Linked DNA regions of Homo sapiens: region 1 is linked to region 2. The links are chromatin loops, found by intact Hi-C in ENCODE. Cell type or tissue: ascending aorta. All regions are shown on one strand.

Evidence for each region. Peaks named below come from ENCODE experiments on the same cell type or tissue, not always from the same donor. Only the 100,000 strongest peaks of a DNase experiment are listed, where the experiment ranks them.
Region 1: it touches region 2 in a loop (4-fold over the local background); 32 of 110 quality-filtered maps call a loop at or near these places.

The regions. Positions count from the first base shown.
Region 1 is chr1:60,127,884-60,135,883 of GRCh38, forward strand. All of the region lies in intron 1 of LINC02778 (long intergenic non-protein coding RNA 2778), which reads left to right. Among named protein-coding and RNA genes, the nearest start is that of LINC02778, 17 kb to the left of the region's middle. In ascending aorta, no CTCF peak of the experiment used is centred here; DNase peaks (open chromatin) are centred at 3,048 and 5,318; H3K4me3 peaks cover 621 bases; H3K27ac peaks cover 2,743 bases.
Region 2 is chr1:59,973,659-59,981,658 of GRCh38, forward strand. It overlaps the pseudogene RN7SL475P. Among named protein-coding and RNA genes, the nearest start is that of CYP2J2, 51 kb to the left of the region's middle. In ascending aorta, a CTCF peak has its summit at 3,337 (motif pointing right); a DNase peak (open chromatin) is centred at 3,333; H3K4me3 peaks cover 286 bases.

The sequences.
Region 1 (8,000 bases), 150 kb after region 2:
CAAGGATGAGGGGAAACTAGAATGGATAGTGGAGATAGCAGTGGAGAAATATCAGCTGTGCCCTCTAGACAAACTATACTGTAGTGGTATTGTAGCTTGTTCTACAAACTCCCTTGCTTTAGTCTTCCAGGAGATCACAACTGGCCACCACATTGAGTGTGCATTGTTGGACTTCCACCTCTCCTCCAAGAGAAAGAGTGAGAACACCTTTATTTTAAAATATGGAATTATTATGTATACCTGGAGCTTCATATTAATAAGAAAGGACAAATAGGTCTGAGTAGTGCAAGAGGTTGGTGGTACCCACACTGAACCCTCCTTTGGAGCTCATCATTTCTCCGGATTTATCAGTCCCTGTTTGAACTTTGTCAGTTCATCCCTGTGGTTTTGTTCCTTTCACTAGATCTTTGTGAATCCATCTCAGATGCACTTCACAAGCTCACACTGTGGCTGCAAGGAGAGACAGAAGTTAAATCTCTGGTTAGCGCACCCTAATAATCAGTACCTAAATATAACCCCTTAACTCATAACTATGTAACCTTGGTATTTTTCTCTTGGTTATAAAACAAATCTTTTTTTTCTTTATCAATTTTTATTTTAAGTTCAGGGGTACGTGTGCAGGTTTGTAACCTGGGTATATTGTGTGATGCTGAGGTTTGAGATATGTATGATCCCATCACCCGGATACTGAACATAGTACCCAACAGTTAGTTTTTCAACCCTTCTACCCCTCCCTCCCTTCCCTCTCTAGTAGTCCTTAATGTCTATTGTTGCCATCTTTATGTCCATGAGTACCAGATGTTTAGCTCCCACTGATAAATAAGAATGTGTGGTATTTGGTTTTCTGTTCCTGTGTTAATTCGCTTAGGAGTTACTTTGGTCTTAAAGGATATTTAGAAATAAAACAGCACAACAGGAAAAATGACACAGAATACACTGATTTGACTAGTGGTGGGTTACTAAATATTTTGTTAATCTATTATTATGTACCAGGCATTGAGTTATATAAAAATATACAATTAGGCAGAGTTTCCACACCCAGGAAGGTAACAATAGATTTGCAGAGGTGATAAGAAAAATGATGGCAATACAGGATAAGCTGAAAAGATTCACAGTCTCTTAAACAGCTGAGAACAAGATGCTTTGGAAGTTTTCAGGGTCTCAGAAAAGGATACGGAGGAGAGCTATTTAGAAAACTGGCAGCTGTAAATTTCCATTTAATTGTTGGATATATGACAGATGACAAGAAATCCTGAGGTAGACAGAAAGTTCCTACTGGCTAAAGTATTCCACCAGGATGTGCCCTTCCACTTTGGAGTGTTATGGGATCCTTCTGTTCTTTCAAGTTAGAATGACCACTTTCCGTATGCTCCTGCAGGGACGCTTATTAAAATCTGAGGCCGATGTGTTGCCTCAAGTTGTGTGCAGTGGTGAGCAGGGGACAGCATAGGCCAGCAGCTCTGTAGATAGCAGTGCCCTTTGATTCAGTTGAAGAGACCTCTTTATCCTCAGTTTTGAATCACAATTAGCACCAGTTGTTGGTAGCCATTTCATTTTAAGTTTCATTTTGTGGGCACCAACGTGGAGCTTTCATTCTGGCAGTCTGAAGTTTATATGACACTCAACAAGTCTACAAAAATTATAGGAGGGAGTGTGGTGAGGAACGTATCTTTTAACTTTTACTTCTCTTCCACCACTTTCTCATCATCATATGTATTAGATAATATTTGTTACTGGCATCAGTCCTTGTCTAGCCCAGCCAACCCGTGGAGAGAATGAAGGCACCTCATGAAACTGGAAAAGACAGAAACAATAAAAGATAGAAATCTACTCTTGGCTGTTTTAGGAACTTTGTGGATTGTAGGAAAGCTACTAGGATATTGATGCCTGCTTTGAGGCCACGTGGCTGCCAGTGAAATACCAGGCTTCAGTTTCAGGTTTAGAACATCTGTGAAAGGCACAATTCTAAGAATGATTTCCAATGAGCTGCTTCCTCGTCTACCCTTCCCACTGAGTGTTGATGGAACCTGTGGATATGATGACATATCACTCCTGTAATTATGATGTATTTTATGACAAAAGGGAGATTACGTGGGTGACTCCAATATAATCACATGAACCCTTTAAAAGCAAATATTTTTTTTTCTGGCTGCTATTAGAAGGAGAAGTTAGAAGATTAGAAAAGTATGAGAAAGATTCGATGCATTGTTACCAGCTTAAAGCTAGAGGGGGCCACGTGGCAAAGAATGTGAGTAATTTCTAGAAGCTGAGCAACCACAGCTGACAGCCAGCAAGGAAACAGGACTCAATCCTACAACCATGAGGAACTGACTTCTGCTAATAATGGGAATTAGTTTGGAAGAAGTCCCTGAGCCCTAGACGAGAACACAGCCAGCTGACACCTTAATTTCAGCCTAAGCAGGGAACCCTCAATACCAGACTTCAGCCCTACAAAGCTGAGAGATTAAAAAATGGGTACTGTGTTAAGCTGCTAAATTTGAGGTTTGTTTGTTTGTTTTCAGCAACAGAAAATGAATGAAATATCCAAGGGCGGAAATAGTTTTAACTGCACATTTACAGTCCAACATGAGTTCATTCCGAACATCATTTCTTACTTGCTAGGTAACTTTGGGATTAACTTCTCTAAATATTTATTTCATCGTCTATAAAAGGGATAAAATAATACCTGCCTGACTTCTAAGATTGTTGCCGCAGTTAAGTGATATACAGCTTATATGACACCTGACATAAAATAGATGTTATTTCCTATTCTCTAGTAAGACTGATCATGGCAAGTCACTCAGAAAAGATAGAAATAGTCCATAATAGATATTATGACTTGCAGGAATTAGAACCATAGACGTCTTTGGAAGGGGAGCAGGATGGAACTCAGGAGAGAAGCATCTGGGTACAAGTTAAGGAAGTACACCATGCTTCTGATGGTTTGGAACCAGAATAGATCCCAAGAGGTCCAGGATCACTGGTAAGACTTAGTGGCGAAAGCCATGAGTCATAGAGTCCCACACATTCTGCTCTAGATGTAATTGAGAAATCTACAGACTGGCAGGGTTGCCAACCTGCCTTTAGTGTTGATTAAAGGCTGAGAGATTTTGCCTGCTATGCTTTCCGAAGTGGAGTTTTGGTAGGCTTGATTCCAAAGGCATGAAGGGGATGCTTAGTGAATGAGAGATAATTCACATTTTCATATAGAACAGAGACAATTAAGGCTAATACGTATAATAACATTTCTCATGTATTTTGTTTCCTCTAACAGTTTGTTGGAGGAGGAATTGCAGTATACTTAAAAGAGAAAGGATTTTTACATTAGAAAAATCTGGCATTACCTATATCTTTGCAATTGGTTAATTGACCTTCAGTAAGCCCTTAGCTTCCTGTTGAACAAGAGTGTCTGTTTCTCAATGGGTAATAGGATGAAATGAGATAAACATAGGTAAGATGTCTAGAATCATGGTTTAGAATTGTTAAGTCCCAAGGCTACCATGCAATTCATATGTGCTTCAGTTTCCTTAGCTATAAAATGGACATAATAATAGTTCCTAGATCATTCTCTTTCTGTGAGAATAAAGTATATGAGGTACTTTGCATAGATCCTGGCCTGTTGTAACCAAGAATTAGAAGGGAACTATTATTTGCGGTAGTATGGGTGCCTAGCCTGCAGTACCTTTTAAATTGGTAGCTATTTTTCATTTGTTAAACTCTGTCTGGATTTCTGTATTTACTCAAGTAAATACTTAAAAAACAAGCCCAAAAGATGTTTGTATATTTCCTTTATGGACAGTTGGATGGGAAAAAAAAAACACTTGGTTCTAGTGCACACCTACACTGTAGGAAAATAAGTTAGTGGGAGAGGGCAGTGGTCTGAAATTTGGAATTACAAAATTCTTATAATCGTCAGAGATAAAACATTGCAGATCTGATTACTCCTCTGCAAAAACAAAACAAAACAAAACAAAACAAAACAAAAAACTTTCAAAGATTCACATTTCTACATTGCCCCTAAGAAAAAAGTCTTTTCAGTCATTTATTTATTCATTCATCTATGAAATATTAATTGAACCCTTAGTATGCACAGTAATTGTTCAAGGTACTGAATTACAACAGTGAACAAAGAAGATACAAAATTTCTGCCCTTCTAGACTACATTTTATTAAGGAGAGGCAGGAAATAGACAAGATAGTCAGATCAGGATAAGCGCAAAAGAGTAAAACAAGTTAAAAAGAAGGGCAAGAAATTTAAGGAAAGAGAATTATCTCCCATTTTAAATAGGATTGTTAATGCATGTCTCGTAAAGGAAGGGCCATGGAAGCAAAGGTTGGAAGGAGAAGAGGCAGTGAGCCAGATGAATACCTGGGGAAAGGACGTTCTATGAAGAGGGCATCTGGCTTAAAAGGCTCTGCGTGCTCTGGCTCTGGCTACACCAATCAGAACCATGCTCATTACAATACCAGGGACAGCCTTTAGCAATCCACCGAAGTCAGTATTTAAGCTATACCATACTTGATTCTCCAAGTTTAAATAGAGCCCAGCAAGCAATCTGGTCTGATAACATCTCAAAAGCCCATTTTGTTCGATATTACAATTAGTAGGTATTTATTAAATAGTTACTATTTGACAGGCAGTGTCATTAGTGCTGAGAACAACTCAGTGAATTAAATAGGTGAGGTCTTCTGTTCATAAAGAGCTGACATTCCAGTAGTAGGGACATATATTTAAACAAAATTATGGAAACTAGTTATGTTATGTATATTTTATCACAATACAAATATATTAAATACCTGACCTCAAAGGCAGACCTGTCTGTAACAACTTGAATTCTTCTGTTTACCTGAGTACTTTTTCCTTCTTCTCCTTCTCCTTCTTCTTCTTTTTCTTCTTTTTCTCTTCTTTATCTTCTTCTTTTTTTTCTTTTTTTGATACAGTGTCTCACTCTGTCTCCCAGGCTGGAGTGAAGTGGCGTGATCATAGCGAGCTCACTGCAGCCTCAAACTCCTTGGTGCGAGGGACCCTCCTGCCTCAGGTAATTTTTTGAAAAATTTTTTGGTAGAGACAGGATCTCTCTATGTTACCCAGGCTGGTCTTGAACTCCTGGCCTCAAGTGACCCTCCTGCCTCGGCTTCCCAATGTGTTGGGATTATAGGCCTGATGTCTTAAATGTCACGTCACACACTGAGGAGGCAGCAACAGTAGACTGCCCACTTTTTCTGCCCCTCCTGAAACCACTTCCTATTTCTCATGCCTTTGAAACTACAAAAATGGCATGGTTTCCTCCCTTCTCTCATTAAAAACATGTGTGCAGGACAAAACTGCACCACCCTGGCGCTGTACCATAAATAGTGAAAGCCAGAGGAAAATATGTCATTTAGTGGCTGCTTATGCTTCACGTCTCCTGCGGGCACCCAGAAGCCTCTCCCCAGCCTCGCTGGTTTTGTTTTTATTGAACTGATTTCTTTTATGGAATGTGTGCTTCTAATTCTTAATTTTAAGGTCAACATCTTTCCTGACTGGCACTGTAAATGTTTAACAAGTATGACTGAACCATTCTTGGTTTCCTACTTTTATTTTCCAGCATGTGTCAGAAAAGCAGGCCGGTAGATCAAACGCCCAGGTCGAATGCTTTGAAGTTAATGTCATAATAGATGTTATAGCACAAAGATCCAACACCTTCTTCCAAGAAGCTTGAACAGGAGCAGGCAAGAATATTAACCATTTAGAGACTGGACAGCAATGTCTCATTGATTCACATGTTCTAGAGCACCAGCTCCACCTGTTTATGCACCAGAACGGGGATGGGAAGAAACACAGCCTTTGGATGTTTGCAAATCCCGGTTTGTCCACTCTTCTAATCATTGGACAATGAGCAAAAAACTACATTTCACTGAACTACAATTTTCTGATCGTGAATATGGGGAGGGTTATTAAAAGAAGTAAAAAGTGTATATAAAACTCAACTAGCATAGCATAATAGCTCAATGAAATAATAAGCATGATAGCACAAAAAAGTTCAAGAAAAAAAAATTAATATAAGCCACAACAATAATCAGAAACTGCTCTTCAGAAAAGAAGGTGAAGCAGATGGCTGAAGTGGTGATTCAGCAATGTAGATCAGGCAAGGGATAGAGCTGGCCAAACACTTTAGAGCCTGCATCTTCCTTCTGTTAGCCACAAGGCTTGTTGCCAAAGCACTTAGAGAAAGTGGCCTCCCAAGTCAGGCTCCTTCTGGACTTATTTTCTGGTAAAGTTCTAGCTTTGGGATTTCATGTCACCTTTCTGCTAGCTGCCAATGGACTTCTCAGACTCAAGTAGGTGAATTCCCAAGGGCAGAAAATATTACAGACACACACTTGTTGCTTACTAGTATCGTAGAATTTTTAAATCTGGGAAATATTATGCAATCTTTTTGTTCAATTCTCTGATTTATAGTTTAGAGTGGAAAGAACTCCTTTTATTCCTGTGATAAAAATGCTGTATTTTAGTCATAAAAAATCTAACAAGAAAAAGCAGCATGATGAAGAAAATAAAAATCACTAAGAATTACATGAGAAAATAAGTGTTAATATTTTTGTAAAGATTATTTGAAATATTTAATGTCGTAACCATCACACTTTTTTTAAAAAAAAGGACTTATTGAATGGAATCAGAGAGCATCTTTATGTTTTAAAACTTTATTCACTGAGGGATATTCTTCTGTTCTCAAGAAACTTTAGATGAACTGTAACCCTTCTGATCAAAAGCACCGCAGATTTAAGATGAAAGTTAAGTCTCCCTCCTTGTCCTAGATTTAAGCATGTCTACTTGCAGTGGGAAAACCATGGGTCATGCTGAGAGTTCCTGTTCCTCTGTTGCTGGGGATTTCTTGATCAGGCCTCAGTCCCTAGGAATCAGGGTGTCTATTGTGACTTCTGAGTGCTGCAGACCTTTGCTCCTCTATGCAGTAGGAAGTCCTATTATGCAGAACCTAACACTATCTGTCCATGGACTTTCTCTCACATTCCATGGGAAATATATTCATTCATATTTTTTGCCTGAACAATTCTGGGAATGCAGGCCAATCCTGATGCAGCAGCAATGGTACATTCTCTAGATTTTTAAGGAAGAGCCGGACATACGTCTACTAAGTATTCCTAATTTTCAGAGACATATTCCAAGTTCTAGGAGCATATACATTAAAGGAAAACCCTTTCTCTTTACCAGAAGTGAGGGGACAATACCCCACTTCCTCCTTGGTGGTAAATGGGGTATAGAGATACTCATTGCACTGCTTGTTCATTTATTCAACACTGCATACCAAAGCAGCACAAAACCCAGAGGTTTGAGATCACAATTTATGATCTCATATGGCTCTGGAGCATTGATTGGGTTGAGGTGGTCATTTCTTATTTGAGGTGTCTTATGGGATCTTAGTCAAATAGTCATTGAAACTAGAGTCACCTGAAGCCTTCTTCAAACACTTAAAGTATCTGGAGTTGGGGGAGGATGGGCATTTTTCTCTCTCCACATTGCCTTTCCAACTGGCTTGCTTAGCCTTCTGCATTACATAATGGTCTCAGGGTAGTTGGACTTTCTTACATGGCAGCTGGCTTCCCCCAGAGGGAGTGTTTCAAGATAAGTATGTGTTTTGTTAAAACAGGTGTTTTTTGTTGTTGTTTTGTTTTGTTTTTCTTATGGCTCAGTACCAGCCTATGGTCAATTAAAAAAAATTCCAGGTGCACTAGAGAAGACTGTATCATTTGCAGTTGTTGGATGTTAATATGGTTTGGCTGTGTCCCCACCCAAATCTCATGTCAAATTGTGATTCCCAATATTGGGGGAGGGACCTGGTGGGAGGTGATTGGATCATGAGGGTGGATTTCCTCCATGCTGTTCTCATGATAGTGAGTGAGTTCTCATGAAATCTGGTTGTTTAAAAGCCTGTAACACTTCCCCCTTCACTCTCTATGTCCTGCTCTGCCATCGTAAGACGTGCTTGCTTCCCTTTCACC
Region 2 (8,000 bases):
CCCCTGACTTTGCAAGATGCAGCCACTTCCTGGTTATGTGTAACTTTGTCCAAGTTAAATGACCCCTCTCAGCTTCAGTTCTTCCTTTAGTGAAATGGGGATAATCACACCTCCTCCATGGGGTGACTATGTGGATTAACTGAGCTACTGAAGAAAAAACATGTAGCTCAGTGCATGGAACACAGTAAGAACCTATTAAATAGTTGCTATGATTAAGTCACTATTTATATATTTGCCCAGTGTTGCCCATGAGATGTCCCTCCTTGGGTTGGATGCCATAATACCTCTATATCCAGCAGCATGACCCAAGTGCCTGGCTCCTATTGTATCCAACTGAGCAGGTGGAGGAAACTTACTTCACCCTGTTGTGCTCATTTCCTTGTCTGTAAATTGGGGATACTAGATAACTGGGAGCATTAAGTATTGAAGTACCTTTTAAATGATAACGCTCCAAAACAAGTTGAGCTGACTTAAAAGGACTAGTTTAAGAGGAAACACACAGAGAAGAAGTATATCCAATTTCCACTTCACTTTAAAGATTCTGGAGCTGAGGCTAGTTGGCCAGTGATTATTGCCTCGGAAACAAAAGTGAATTTGTATACACCTTACCCAAGAGTTCCAAACCAAGAAAAGAAAGGGGCAGAGAAGGGAGAAAAGTGTGTGTGCATGTGTGTGTGTGAGTGTCTCTCTCTCTCTCTCTCTCTGTATGTAATTTTGGGGTGGGAAGGGAAAAAAAGACATTTTGACTTTGACATTATTTTCCAAGAGTCACAACTAAGAGTAAATAAACCATCAGTTTTGTCATTGTGACCAAGATATCAAGTTACTAAAGAGGAGTGAAAAAATGGACATCGGATGGTTTAATGTAAGGTATTGACAAGAGTGAACATTTGTGAAGGTCACAGAGCTGAAACCCACCTGGTTGGAGATGGTTAGATTGAGGAGTCCCTATCATTTTAGTTATACTTACGTATTTGTAGCCTTTCCTTGTGTCTTGATGAAAATCCCCAAATTTTTGAAAACTCTGTTTAAAAAGAAATAACTATGGCTTGTATTTCTCAAATTATGAAGTACATTTCTTTTCTTTTTTGTTTTTTGAGAGATTGGATTTCACTATGTTGCCAGGCTGCAGTGCAGTGGCTATCCACAGGCACAATCCCACTACTGATCAGCACTGGGGTTTTGGCCTGCTTTGTTTCCAAACTGCACCAGTTCACCCCTCCTTAGGCAATCTAGTAATCCCTGGTTTCTAGAAGGTCATCACATTGATGCTGAACTTAGTGGGGGCACCCTATGAGCATAGCTTACTGCAGCCTGAAACTCCCGGACTCAAGCAATCCTTCAGTCTCATCCTCCAGAATAGCTGGTACTACAGGCATGTGCCACAATGCCTGGCTAATTTTTTTTTGTTGTTGTTTTAGAAATGGGGATCTTGCAATGTGATCCAGGCTGGTCTCCAACTCCTGGCCTTAAGTGATCCTCCCATCTCAGCCTCCCGAGTAGCTGGGACTACAGGCACATGCCACCATATGTAAAAGTGAATTCCTTATATCACATTTTCAGCAGTTATAATTTGCACCTCTTTTGGGAATTTGCAGGGAAAAAATAACCCCTACCACCAACCTCACGCTCCCTTGATGCTCATGTCTGTGAACCTCAGATATTTTCTAGCTGGTGTGGGCTGGAGCCAGCTGCTTCCCACTCCCTCCCTTCAGTTACAGCTATGTGGAGCTGTGAATGAAGCCTCTTGGCGACTGCTCCTTCATACTTAAGGACTTCCCTGCACCCAGCATGGGCAGCAGCTTCACACGGCTCTGTGGTGTGGAGAGCTGCATTCTACATACAGATTTGTCAGTAATTTGTGACACTGGGACATCTCATCTCACTTCTGGTCCTTGGGCTTCTCATCTGGAGAGTGTCAGAGTTGGACTCCATTGTTTCCTGTCTATTCATGTAATTTTTCGTCTTTAGTCTGCTGATATGGTGAATTACATTGATTGGCTTTAGGATGTTGAATCAACCTTGCATTTCCAGGAGAGGCCCCACTTGGTATTATGTATCTTACGAATTGTTGGATTTGATTTGCTGGTATTGTGTGAAGGATTTGGGGTCTATATTCACGAGGGCTGTTGGTGTGTAGATTTCTTCACATTGTCTTTGGTTTTGGTATCTGGATAAAACATGATTTGGGCTGTGCTCCTTCTTCCTCTTCTATATTCTGGAAGGGTTTGTGTGGAATTGATGTTATTTCTTCCTTAAATATTGGTAGAATTTGCCAGTACATTGCATCCCTTTGAAGGTTTTTCACGTTCTAGGCAGCCCTGGATGACCCAGAGTCCTTCTTGATGACTGCGGGTCTTTATTGGGTAAGGGTTGGAGGGGTGTCCCACCTCAGACCCTTTAGAAGCTCCCTGTGAATAGGGGAATAGAGGATCCCTTTTTCTCCGAACCACACATGAAACACTCCTCCTCTCTGATTATTTCTAGTGTTATCTCTCCAATCTGCAGGTCACCGTTTTCCCAGTGTGACTTTGAGTCCCTAGGAGACATTGAGGTATGGTGAACTTTGGAGTCAGCAAGAGCCAAACCAAAATCCTTGGCCCTAGCATCTATCAGTTGTTTGGCTTTGGGCCACATTCTTGAACCTTTAAGAGCCTCAGTTCCTGCATTATTACTGGGCATGATGAATTTTAGCTCACAAGGCTGTCGTAAAGATGAAATGAGATAATACTCGTAAAACGTCTGGTGTGGTAGGTTTTGAATGAATGCTGGCCTTCTTTCTGAGGAAATAGAGACAGTCCACTTTACTCAAGCTGTCGCGCTCATCTCAGTCAAAAGCCTGTTCGCCCACTTCTGAATCTGGGATAGAGTTTTCTGGAGGGAGTCACATATGCAAAGACAGAATTTATTTATTTATTTATTTTTGCCATCTGTTCAAGAAGACGAATGAGTTTACCTTGAAAACAGCCACATTACAAAGTGATTGGTGGATGGGAATAATTTGTTATAACGCTCCAATTCCGCAGCTTCTTTGCAGGTGGAGAGGATGCCCTCCTCAGTTCCTGGGGCTCCAGAGCGTCGCTTCCTACTGGGAACTGGAGAACAGGCAGCTCTTCCCATTCTAACTAGAGCCTAGAAAGATGGTTCCTTTTGATTGCAAAAAAAAAAGTCATGAGTCAGCTGCTTAGGAAAATGCTTCGCTGATGATATTAGTACATAGAAGCAATTTCATCTGTCTGGGAAGCGCATTTTCAGGAGGCAAGATTGGCAGAGCAGAAAGGACGGGAGTAACGAAGCCGGCACAGGGGCTGAACGTGCTGTTTCAGTTCTGGGCAGCAGAGGGCGATGTTGCCTCCTAATACTAAAATAGGATTTGGCAGGAAGGTGAGCGTGGCAGAATTTGGGAGAAGAAACTTGCCTTCTTACTAGCCATTGTAGAGTTCCACAATTTACTTTAAAAATGCCTTGGTTGGCTTTTTGGCTTTAGTAGGAAGAACAAGGACAAAGGATGGTTAGTTACAATAACAGCTAATACTCTGCATGAAACTTCGTACGAGCCTGGCATTGTTCTATATGCATTTTAGGTATACTAACTCACTAAATTCTCACAATATTAGCACGAAGCAGGTAATGATATTACTGTGACCAGTTTAGATATGAGGAAATAGGCACAGCATGGTTAAGTGACTTCCCCAGGGTCACAGAGCTAGTAATTGGCAGAGCCAGGATTTGAACTCAGGCTGCGTGGTTCCAAAGTCTGTACTTTTAAGCATTAGTAACAACTTGCATTGCACTTTTAGTCCCATTTGATATTTCAAACAGTTTTATGAGGTAAGTACATTCATGACCCTTTTTTTTTTAAAGGACAGAGAGATACAGAGATAGAAATATATATATATAATAGACCAATAGATGAATAGATAGGTAGAGATAGAATGAACTTTGCTAACTTTGCACCTGAAGTGTTCTAAAGACATTTCAGTGCCAACGTTCTAGGACTCTATGCCTTATATTACTGGCCAATAACACAGAGAAAGTGTCAGAGAGAGGGTACACATTTCCAAGCCTTCTGACATCAAGTCTAGTGCTTTTTACTACTATACTATTTTATGGACACCTCCCTCCACTGTTCCTGATTCTGTGGGGTGAGGGGTCAAGAGATGTGGAGGCTTGGTCTCTGCACTACAGACGCCCTGGGCTATCCTACCTTCCCCCTTCTTTAGCCTCAGCCACAGGATCCAGAAACACGGGATGCAATTGTAGCTCTCTCACTTGGTAGCCGGATGGCCTTGACCTTGGGCCTCTCTAATCCATCTGGGGAAGTGTGCTTTTAGGAGGGATGATTGAAAGAAGGTAAGTTCTCATTCTTCTAAAGTTTATTTTCAGTAAAACAGATTGGGGTCATATAACATCAAAGGTCTCTTTTAGGGCTAATACTCTATGAAAGTACAAGTTTGGTATGCCTGAAAATCTGTTATTAAATCTTGATCTGATTTCCAGGGACCTCACTCAACCCAAAGGAATGACTCATATTCTCAACCTCAGCACTATTGACATTTTGGATTGGGTAATTCCGTGTTGTGAGGGGCTGTCCTGGATATTGCAGGATGTTTTGAATCATCCCTGGCCTCTACTCACTAAGTGTCAGTGGCACAACCTCCTTGATGTGTGACAAACAGCTGGGATATACCTGAATTATGGGAATCCACAAACTGTGGTAGACCAGGAGGACAGATGCTTTGGGTGAATGATGATGGTGGTGATGATAATAATAAGTAAAATTTTTCCCCACTGGCTAATACGTCCTAGGCCCTATTCTAAGGGTCCAAATGTATTCTCATTTCATCTTCATAACTACTCTACCAATTTGGCATTGTTAACTGCATTCTAAAGAAGAAATTGAGATTTAGCAAGATGATCAAGGTCATACAAAGTTCATAAGAAATGATCTGAGACTCTATTCCCAGGCATTCTCTCATCAATGCTCACACGCTGCTTTCTTCAAGGTGGTCTATACAGCAAGACTCAACATGGAGATCACAGGCTGGCATTGGTCCATGGACTATTTGCTTAGTCTGTGATGAAGTAAATCAATTACATCACTAAGTACACCATTAAGTTCCGCTACTATTTTTCTGTTGCCAGACTTTCTCAATGAAGGAAGCATTGCCTAGATTTACACTCTGACACAAGCTCCTTATTTTCTTGCAGGCAGGGACAGAAATAAAAGTGTTACCTAATATTTGCATGAAATGTTATCATTGACAAACTGTACTACTCTCTGTAGTCCTACATGCTTCCTATAGGTGTGCCTTTCTAGACCTTGTGAGGTACAGAAGAGGCAACATAATGTGAACTATCTCTTTCCAGTTGTGGAAACCAAAGCCCAGACAGTTAAGTGGTTTGTCCTTGCTGTTAAGACAATAAGCTGAGGATCCTAGAATATGAGTTCGAGTTTCCCAATTCATAGTCCACTGCTTTTTCTAAGATGAGACTCTATCTATATTCTGATTATCAGGAAGTGACTCTCTTCCTTTGTCTAGCTCCAACATCACATAAAGATCTGAAATAAATTGCTCTTATTTCGTGGGATCATCTATTATATTACATGGTTACCAAAAAAAACATAATCACAATTCTATGGCCAATATACTTTCCATTCTTAAAGCACGAGGCTCTTTTGAATCTCTTGTGTTGTGGACTGAGCCTGGGTTTTGCAATCAGCCCTAGCTCCCTTATTTGCAAATTATGAGACCTTAGGCAGATTTTTAAGCCCCTCTCATCCTTACTTCTTTCATGTGTCAGATAGACATAATCACATATACCTGTTGTGTTGTTGCAGTTATGAAATGATGTATGCATGGTGTATATGGTGCCTAGAAGAATGTCAAACTCATCGTGGGAGCTAAGACAACACAACACTTCTCTTCTTTCTTCTGTCATGTACTTTTCGATTGTTTTCCAGATCCTTAAAACTGTCTCATAACACAGTAACTGATAACAGTGGAAACTAATCTTTATCACTAACGCGCAATCCATCTGGGAGAAAGCCATTTCTTCTTAAATCAGGACCAATCAACAGGGCCTCATGACCCAGCTCTGTCCTGCCATGAGCTTGTAGGAACAGATGGAAAATGGGCTGGGCAGATGGAAAAACTCCCATTTTCCAACAGGAATTATTTATTTGTGAAGTTGGAACCACTTGGAATGAATATTTTGAATTAGGGGGATGAAATATTGTAAGATTCACAACAGGGCCATGAAATTAACTAATGCGCTGCGAATACCAGCGTCACTGTGAGTCAGGGAGTAGGAATAATAATAGGGCTTTTGAAAAATGGTCCAAATGCATAAATTATTTACTGGTGTGTGTTAATGACTCCCTTGAAGCTGTTCTCCTGATGGCATTATCCCACATGCCCTTCCTAAGAAAGGCACATCTCTCTGAAAGTTCCTTTGTCTTTATGATCAGATTATTACAGAACATGAATATTATAAAGTACACAGCTACCATTATGAGACCTGTTCAGTGTCAGACATTGTGTGTAAGGCTTTCTATATGTTGTATCCAACCCTTATAATGCTCCTGCAGAAGAGCTCCTGCAAGGGCCTATACTTTACAGATGAAGAGACTGAAATTCAATATGATTAAATGTTTTATCCAATTTACACAAGTGGTATGTAGTAGGTTTTCCTGCTTTCACTTTTGAGTCTCTGACCTATCTCCTCAAATGGCCCCCAAGTAATCAAAACATTCATCTGACTACATCACACTCCTTTGCCCCCTGTTTTGAGTCTTAGAAGAGCATCAAGGGTCTTTAAGATCTGCTCCTATTTTCTCTGGTTTTGCCTCCTTCACTTTCACCTGGCATCTCATGTGTGTAGGTAACCATAGTTTACAATTGTCAGAACAGAGAGCAAACTCATGTCTCAGAGTCACTCTTATCTTGCTCGTTCTACCTAGAAAATTCATCCCTGCCACGCAAATACCCCGCCCGATCCCCACTCTGGCCAATTGCTTTTTCTTTCTCAGGACTCTGCTTAGTCCTAAATACTCCAGGAAGCCTTCCCTGACAACAGCTGCCTTTCTCTTACTGTGCTGAGCCATGTGCCTCTCTGCTGTGGCTAAGCACTCCTGGTTTTCCTCACACACAACACTTGCACACCATCGTACTCAACAGCGTTAGTGTCTGCCTTCTCTCATAGATTGTGATGTTGCCTTACTCATCCACGTGTGCCCAGTACCCAGCACAGCACCAAGCAGAGTGACGGGTTTGTGTGTGTTGAACTGACAAATGGATGGATGGATAAGAATGACAAATGCTTTGTTCTAAAGTGTCCGTGTGGTATGTCTGCAGTATCTGTGATGGCCTCGTGTCAACGAACAGCTAAGCTATCTATATAGGAATAAGTAACAATGCCTCATCAGGATCCCAGAGACAGCTGAGGGAATTCAAGGTGTTGGCTGATTGGCATTCTCAGGATGAGAGAGATTGAGGCATTAGAAAGGTAGATGAAAATGGACATGTATTTTCTGATCCCCTAAGTACTAGGGAGAAAAGCTACCAGCAGACCAATTCCAGGTAAGCGTCAGTATTGGAAGGAAGTCTAGTGGTGTTTGGATAGGAACATTAGCAAGGAAGTCTGGACATATCTTTGGAAATCCACTCAAACTATTCACTGAGGCCTAACACACAGTAGGTGCTCAGTAAATGCTTGTTGAATAAAAAAGACAGAAATAGGCAGGGCTGAGCTCCTCTTTTCCTTCCTGAGACGGAGAGGCCCACAGTAACTAGAAGCTCCAGAATGAAGCTACACCCAGGCCATTACATGTTCCTCCAGGTGGCCCAGGGTGGGGGTCATCACAGGCCTTGGGGCTGGGAAGATCTGTGATTAAGCCATGGCTATACCACTCTTTTGCCAAGCCTCACCTCTTCATTCATAAAGTAGAAAGAATTCCCACCTCTCAGGGCTGTCACGAGTATTAGATTAGACCACAG